Linked DNA regions of Homo sapiens: region 2 is linked to region 1. The links are chromatin loops, found by intact Hi-C in ENCODE. Cell type or tissue: HepG2. All regions are shown on one strand. Links, peaks and the distances in the headings refer to the core of each region. The heading gives the core; the rest is flanking DNA. Region 1 overlaps FN1 (fibronectin 1). Region 2 overlaps LINC00607 (long intergenic non-protein coding RNA 607).

Evidence for each region. Peaks named below come from ENCODE experiments on the same cell type or tissue, not always from the same donor. Only the 100,000 strongest peaks of a DNase experiment are listed, where the experiment ranks them.
Region 2: it touches region 1 in a loop (4-fold over the local background); 2 of 110 quality-filtered maps call a loop at or near these places.

The regions. Positions count from the first base shown.
Region 1 is chr2:215,415,325-215,419,727 of GRCh38, forward strand. It overlaps FN1 (fibronectin 1), which reads right to left. Exons shown (of 46, transcript NM_212482.4): 12 at 3,918-4,061. Among named protein-coding and RNA genes, the nearest start is that of FN1-DT, 18 kb to the right of the region's middle. In HepG2, for the core only: no CTCF peak of the experiment used is centred there; DNase peaks (open chromatin) are centred at 2,277 and 3,427; H3K4me3 peaks cover 2,909 bases.
Region 2 is chr2:215,831,453-215,835,855 of GRCh38, forward strand. The region is part of intron 1 of LINC00607 (long intergenic non-protein coding RNA 607); the gene reads right to left. Among named protein-coding and RNA genes, the nearest start is that of LINC00607, 9.9 kb to the right of the region's middle. RefSeq lists enhancers at 58-137, 158-207. In HepG2, for the core only: no CTCF peak of the experiment used is centred there; DNase peaks (open chromatin) are centred at 1,629 and 2,569.

The DNA of each region.
Region 1 (4,403 bases), core at 240-4,239:
TACTTATTGTATTGAGCCTCTTTTAAAGCAAATTCTAATTTTGGAAGGTTTTCATCAAGAATGAATCTACTACCTAAGAAGGAAACAACATTCCAAAGGCCATATGAGATGATGTAAAACAAACACATTTCTAAATGGGGGTAGAATCTTAGACAAATAGCAAAGGTAATAATTAAAGACCTAGTTTTATTTCTCATCAGTCTAAGCAGTCTATCAGTTTGGAAAAAACATCAAGTTTTATTTTTATTCAAGAAGTTTACTCCCAAATCACACCATTGATCCATCAAATTATTAAGTGATTAAATTTATTTTTTTTCCAAAATCAGTTGTCAACAGAAATGACTTTATGAAGTGTATACTAAATTCAGTATTTCTACACCTTGATGTATATCACTGTTATCAACAAAATTTAAAGTATGGTTTTGGTTCTTTTGTTTAAAATAAAAGGAAAATAAGGGAAGTAGCATCAATTTCTAAGTAGTGTTAACTCCATTTAAGATAATAATGAAATAGCTAGAAAATTTATGCTTGCAGAACAGAAAACTATCTTTTCTTAAAACACTATCTTTATGATGTCAGTCAATGTTTAAATTACTAGAAATAAAAATTGTGTCTTATAGTAACCTTTTCAAGAATTTCTAACTGACACTCTGTCAAACAGAGCAAAATTTTGTATGTGTAATAAAGCACTTCACCAGATTATTAACAGATTTAAGTTTTCTGAAAGCTTCTAGGAAAAAAAATACATTGATTTTCAAACTTTATTATCTAAGCCATTAAATTCTCTTGGAAAACAAAGCTTTCTGTAGCAGAAAAAATATATAACTTGGATATCCATGTAGATTCAGAAATTCTAAAACAATATGCTCACTTCCACACCAGTAACAATTCAAAGTTGGTTGAAGATTAGCAAATACTTTGAATCTTAATTCCATTTAATGCACATATTTCCAAGCCACATGAACACCAAAATTCATGCATAAAATTATGAGTTTTTCATTTTAAAGTTGTATGTATTTCACAGAACACACAGGATGTTTGTTTTAATCAATTGGCATAAGTCAATTCCATGCCTATCTTTGAATTACCCCTTCTGTTTATGAAGATCCTTACAAATGTAAACACATTTTTAAAGACAACTATTCAAGAAAAATTTTGGAGATGTGACTATTTAACGTACTTCCATGTAAATCAGGAAAGCTAGGAATATCATGTCCTTAATTATTTATGATAATTGGCATAGGGCTATTTAAATATTGATCCTTTAAATAAATCCTACTACAATTTCCTCCATAAAGAGACACCTGATATACACTTTATTTAGTCTTGTCAATCATGATTTTGAGGGGGGACAAGCTTATGATGGATAAATGTCTATTAAGTTTTGAAAAGATAACATAAATGACCTTTACTGTTCACCTCTAAGCCTAATCATATTTCTATGTCCACAAGGACACAAGGAGGAGGATAAAAATGGGCAGGGAAAGGAAAGAAAAAGGGTACAGCAGTGGTTTTTACTCAAGCCAAAGTGGAGTACAACTACAGAGGTCCCTTTTGCTTTCATAAGATTTCGAGCACTGGTGTGAAATTCCACGTTTTAAAATCTAGCCCTGTGGCATAGCCCACCTTTAAAGGAAATGGACTGAACAGCATGGAATTTAGCATGTTTTTGTTCAGGAAGTAAAGAGACTTTGTGTCAGTTATTTCTTAGATCAATTAAATTCCTATATTCTAGCTTATACTACGTATAATTACTCTAGCTTATACTATGTATCCTTTAAAGACAGAAAAGTTAAAAATTATGACATCTTTTACATTATTTAGATTTAAACTTTTGACAGTCCTTTTTCGCTACTGGTAGTTGGTATAACTTTTTAAATTAACTTAATTGGCATATACTAGCTATCGCCATTGTGAAATCTTTACTCCCTCTCTTATTCAATATGAATAAACTAACAATAAAATAGTTGAGATGATACCAAAAAAAGGAGATAGTACAATGTCTACACTTTTAAAATTAGTTTCAAATAAAGTCTAAATGAATAATTTCCAATAGTAGTGTCCTTGGAGAAGTTAAACATTTATGATTTTTTGACTCAGTCCTTTTTTTCTCTATTTATTTTGCTGAGATCTGTGCTTTTCTAGTTGCTTATTGACAAACCAAATGCCTCTTATCTTTTGCTAGTTTGAACAACTCTACCAAGTTCTCTGTAGGAGGAACAAACAAGGCAGGACTCAGAGACAATCTGTTGGTAATCTGCTGTTCCCTTATTCTCACCACACTCTTAAAGCCCTACGTGCTAGGCCACGGAGCAAACCAGACATACAGATAAGCACCAAAGAGCATATCTGAGGTCAAATTCCAATCTCTTCCCTCCGAAATCACCTCTATGCTCAGTGGGATCTTGCTGTTCTCCTTTTTAAAGAGTAGGAGTAAGGTCAACATGTAATACTCCAATACTCAAGGATTCCTTCCTTTCCAGATTTTATCTCCAACATGTCCACCTAAATGCTTCCAGCAAGCAGCTATGTGGACAGCCTTATGTTGAGAGAGACGAAGATCTCTCTCAATCATTCAGAAGGAAATCATTTTCAGCAAATTGCAACACCAATAACAATCATAAATATAGAAACCACAGAGCATTTTTTTAGAAGTTTCTACCATTTAAGTATCATTTGCATCATATAAACAAACAAACCATTCATATACTTATAGTACTTCCACAATCAGATTTAAATATATATTAAGTTACAAAAAATTAAGTGATTCCTACACCTAAATCCTCCAAGAAATACAATTTAGGAGGTTGGTCAATCTGTGCTATAAGCCTTCAAAAGTGAAGTCACCTTCCCCAGCACTGACAGTGTCTGAGGGTTGGGAAAAGCAGAATCTTCCAAGTTCCTAGAAAAGGTGCATCTGGGTGTTTAGTATTTAGGATGGAACATTAAAGGTAATCAGCTACAATCTTCCCATATTACAGATGAGGAAATGGAGGAATGAGGCTTGGCTAACACTACCTTTGGCCAAGTTGTTCCCATAGCTTGTTCTCTGTCACAGTGAATCTTTTATCACAGAGTTAATCTTAATTTCTGTCGCATGCAGATTCTGACACCCTGAAACTCTTTTGTTTCTGAATGTAGGCCATATTTTCAGTCAAACGTTAGTGAAGACTTTGGAGACTTTGCACCTCAGCAGTTGCTCAAATAACTGATGCCTTTTAATTAGCCTTTCATGTTTTATTAACATGTTTTATTATAATCACTCAGTGAATATTTAAATGCAATTTTCCCCCCAAATGAACTAATTACACCTACAGCTAGGCATGATGTCTTTGTGACCTGGAAAAACCCAGCAATAAACATTTGAGAGTGTTTGAACTGTGTGGGCAGAGAGTTGACCAAGTTACTCAACCCTTGGCCCAACATACTGTGTTCCTGGTGGCAACTGATCAAACAAATGAAAAGTTTGATGCAAAGGGAGCTTAGATGACATGTTGAATGAACACGTACCTTATGCTGCATTTCATGCCATCTCTCTATGCAGCTTCTCTGTTAAGAATCATAATATAAAGCCCCAAACCTTTACTCCCAGCATAACTCACTTGGTGGTTTTTATTTCCATGTATGGATATAAGATGAAATTAGCCAGAGTGTCTTAACCTAACAGAATATTTTACAGAGTTAAGAAGTAAAATTATAAACAGGCACATTTTCATAGCCTTCTCTACCTTTTACTTGATAGAGGAAGAGAGAAAAATTATTTTAATCAAAAATTCAATTGATTATTAGATAATAACAAGAGAAAAGGGTGGGAAAGAGGGGAGACCCCCAACTTAGGCATGAGAGCATTAATAATCACTGCCCTGTTGTTATAACCCAATTGGCAGTTCTCAACTTGCAGTAATAGAGCTACTTACTTGGATAGGTCTGTAAAGGTTGGCAATGCCACTCCCCAATGCCACGGCCATAGCAGTAGCACTGGTATCTGACACCATGCACATACTTCTCCCATGAATCTCCAATTTGATAAAACGTCCCAGTCTCTGAATCCTGGCATTGGTCTAAAATACATGGAAGGAAAAGATAAACAGCCTTGAAGACTTATAACTACGAATTTAATTTCAGGGTGCTAGAGCATACATTTAGCTTAAATAGAAATTTGCAATTGTTCTTACAAATATATGCAGTTAAAAAAATATTTTGTTCACATTCTTTACCTTACAGGACAGTTTGTAGTAAAAAAAAAACCAAAGTACCTATTAGGAGGAATATTTAGTTTTCTAAAAGGTAATATTTCTAAATAAAAATGTAAAGATTTAGATTTCAGTGTATATTGATAATCTACACATTAATTTTAAATATTAGTTATTATTTTTACCCATATTAATATAACTGGCTTAACA
Region 2 (4,403 bases), core at 169-4,168, 420 kb after region 1:
GACCTTCTTTTTCAAAGCAAGGCTTCTAGGAAGCAAGCAGCGTGTTCACATGCATTCTGACACAGGCTTCTTATCTCTTCGTGGCTGAGTAGCAAACAATTCAAATACTGGCTTCTTTGAGGAACACTTTCAGAGAAACCGAAAGTCACAGCACTACCAAAGCTGCTGATTTTGAGATGCTGATGCAATGTTTTGCTCTTCTTTAAGTAAGGGAGAATTTCCTCTTCCCCTTTGGCATGGATAACAAAGTAATGCTGCCTCCTGCTCCCAATGACCCCTCTCCTTAAGACTCAGGCACAAGCCCATGGGACCTGGGCCAGAGGACAGTCTGGAAAGTAGATACTGTGAGTTGTTCCGCATCTCTTACACTCCAGCAGCAAGGCATTTTCTTTGCTACATTATTATTTCTCTTAAAAAGTGTTGTTTCCCAACCAAGGGTCTGGCCATGCCTGGGATGCCTGGAAGACCATCAAATGTCACCAGCCTGGAATGCGTGGAGGACCATCACCTCTACCTCCCCCCTCAAACCATGGCATTGACTAACATACTTAAGGAAACAAGATGCTGACAATATCGGCTGGGTAGACCCAGTTAATTCCCCACTAAGTACACCCAATTGATTTCCCTACCTTTGAAGGTGCATTTTTTAAGGGCATTAGAAAGATTTGTTGATAACAATAAAGGCTATATTATGGAATTAACTATAGTTTACTAAATAACACTACCATACATTTACACACAAAAAAAATGCAAATGATATAGTACTAGCACCAGGATATGACACTGATATTCTCTATCAATCCTTCCTCAGTAGCATATCGGTAAATTCCACATGTAGCTAAAGAAATATCTCTCCATTTTTTTTTTTCAAATTATCTTCCACTGTTCTGCTGCTGTGGCGGCATTGCTTACTGACTCTCTTTACCTCCATATGAGTTCGCACCCCATTCTGTACCAGACCATTACTTCCTTCTATCAGGGCTTGTATTCATCTGTTCATTCATTCAACAAATACAGTTTAGGGTCTTCCATGTGCTGGAGTATTGTTGTAGGTATTGGAGATACAAAGATAAAGCAGATACAGCCCCTTCCAGTTTCTCTAGGATCAGGCAGCACGGAAGACTGAAAAAGGAAATGAATCTTGTACTGAGTTTTTTAACTACTTTATTTCATTTTGTATTTGTCTTCAAGATCACTTTATTGTCAAGTACGATTATTATTTTTTTTTAGACAAAGTCTTGATCTGTCACCCAGGCTGGAGTGCAGTGGCACGATCTCAGCTCACTGCAACCTCCACCTCCCAGCTTCAAGTGAATCTCCTGCCTCAGCCTTCCAAGTAGCTGAGACTACAAGCACGTACCACCACATCCAGCTTATTTTTATATTTTTAGTAGAGAGAGGTGAGGTTTCGCCACGTTGGCCAGGCTGAGCTCGAACTCCTGACCTCAGTTGATCCACCTGCCTCGGCCTCCCAAAGTGCTGGGGTTACAGGCATAAGGATTTTAATTGACATAAGCAAATGAGAGAAAAACAAAGGTAGATTTGTGAAATAAAAGATGACTTTATGCCAAATGAAAGCGAAGGAGGTTCAGGTGCCAAGGTCTCTATAGTTCAAATGGAGAAGTGGTGGAGAAATTGGGGCCACTCCAATGCCTTGTGCAACAGCATAAGCATGCCAAATTCCAAAACCTGTACCATGACAGCCAGTAATACATTCACACTGTGAGTAGCAGTTTAAATTTCTCAAAACTTCATCTGTCACACCAAATTTATGTTGTTAATTTGAGTTTTACTGGTTTTAGAGTTTTTTTCTTCAGTTTGTAAATTTATTTCAGTTTTATAATTAGAAGAGCTATAAGCATCAGCCTTTACACCCAGCTTTATGTTTGCACTTATGTAAGTAACATTGTCATTAAATTAACAATGACACTGAGGAAAACTGTTCCTCATGTTCACATAAGCTTTGGAAACTAATCTTTTACATTAACAGTGGTTGTTCCTAGCCATGGAGTTATCATTCCAGCTCCTATTGATGGAATCAGCCCTGTTTTCAATTTTTTAGTTGATCAGAGATGAAAGAAACGGTCCCTTTTTGTTTTCTAGAGGCTTGAGGGGACACTTCTGGCCTTCTATGTGCAGGGACTATAATTTCCCTCAAATTTATCGGTGAAAGAAAATGGTCAGTTGAGAGTTGGCAAACATGTGAAAACAATAAAGCAGAAAGGAAAACCCAATTCAGTCCATTGCCTCAAAGAATAGGGAAAAGGCTGTGTTTTCTGATAACATATCTCATGGGAGACACCAAGGGACTACTGCAGTCTGCATAGGCATGGGGAGAAGCCATGTTTTACATTACAGGTCTAGAAAGTGAAATTGAACATTGCAATCTATACCTACCCATTTGTCTCCCTATCTCTAAAAAACACATATGAGGAAAACAGTTTTGTTCTACATGGTGTCCAAAGGTTTGTCTTCAGACCTGCGCTGGTCTATGGAAAAATTTTCACTGGTCTTCAACAAAACGAGGAAGATAAGGTCAACACAGTGTTTATATAAGTATGTTGGTGTAAGGTTACCAGCTGTTCCCAGGAAGAACTGTTCTTTGTTCTAAGATGTGATGTAACCCTAGCCACACACATGCTTAAAGCAAGCGTTTCCTCCAGGTTAGGAATCAAACACATTCATGGACTTCTGGCCTTCCAAAATCACAAAGTACTGCAAAATAATGTTACATGCTAGCATTTTATAATATAATAAAATTATTATATTATAAAATTAAATTTATTTTATAAAATTATGTTGAGTAGAGTTCCTTTTATTTTTTATTTATTTGGACATGTAAAAAAATTACTTTTCTGTTTTGTTTTTGCTTTTTGCAGTTTTACTGGTTCGTGAAAGTTCAAGAACCATAGAGTAACGACAAGAGCTGTGACTTAGAGGTAAAGAAAATGGGGTTCTAACCTGAGCTTCACTACCTCGGGAAAGCTGCTTAGCCTTTCACAGTCTCAGGGCCCTCATACAAAAAAGAGACGATAGCATCATCCTTCATAGAGCCACATGTGAGGATTCATGAAACATACATAAAGCATCTGAGCACTTAATAAATGGACGTTATCATCATTGGTAGCTATCAGCTCTTGGTTTTCTTTCTTTCTTTTCTTTTTCTTTTTTTTTTTTTTTTTTTTTTTTTTTGAGACAGTCACTCTATCACCCAGCAGTGGCACAATCTCGACTCACTGCAATCTCCATCTCCCAGGTTCAAGCGATTCTTGTGCCTCAGCCTCCCAAGTACCTGGGATTACAGGTATATGCCATCATATCCAGCTAATTTTTGTTTGTTTGTTTTTGTTTTTGTTTTTTTTTTTAGATTGAGTCTCACAGTGTTGCCCAGGCTGGAGTGCAGTGGTGCAATCTTGGCTCACTGCAACCTCCGCCTCCCAGGTTCAAGTGATTCTCCTGCCTCAGCCTCCCAAGTACACACCTAGCTAATTTTCGTATTTTTAGTAGAGATGGGGTTTCACCATGTTGGCCAGGCTGGTCTCAAACTCCTGACCTCAGGTGATATGCCCGCCTCAGCCTCCCAAAGTGCTGGGATTATAGGCATGAGCCACTGTGCATGGCCCAGCCCTTGGTTTTTCATACATTCGATATAAATTCAGTGATCAAGATGTTTAACTGAGAAGACTCAACATCCTTTAAAATCAGGCAAAGCATAGGACCACACTACCTAACCTAAATAGTTACTTTATTTTTTCTGAACTAAAACCAGTCTCTATCTACACATATATCAAAATAGATTAAAGAGAAAGAAATTAATACATTTAGTGTCTTTTTTGCCTACAAAAAAAACCCAGCTACAGTATTGAAGCTGATGTTTTTGAACTTAATTTGACATCACTTCAGACAACAGCTCCCAACATCCTTTGATGAAAACCTATTTAACTGGGCATAGACATGCTGAGACAAAACAATACACCATATTTTTTAAAATAAATTTTCAACATTAAAAAAAAACTTTAGAGGACCAAAGGAAACAGGAACTAGGATACTTGCCCAGAACAACAAGAAATGATTACTTAAAATCAGATATATTTATGTCATTAAAATTTAATGTATGACGCTCACTCCTTTATATGAATTATTTCAAAACACTATAAGGACATGCTTAATGGGCAGGTAATCTTCACTGGTCTTATTTACCTAAAGATTTTTTTCAATGATAAATAGGTCTAAATATAAACTAAGTTCTTAAGAAAATATAGATGTTAATAGATTTATGTTGAGGAGACTACGTGTTCTTCCTTGTTTGAATAATGTTCAGTGACTGTTTTTTAGCCACTGGGAAAATAGCTCAGTTTTATTCTAAACAGACTCCAACTGAGAAAATAATACAAGACACTTCT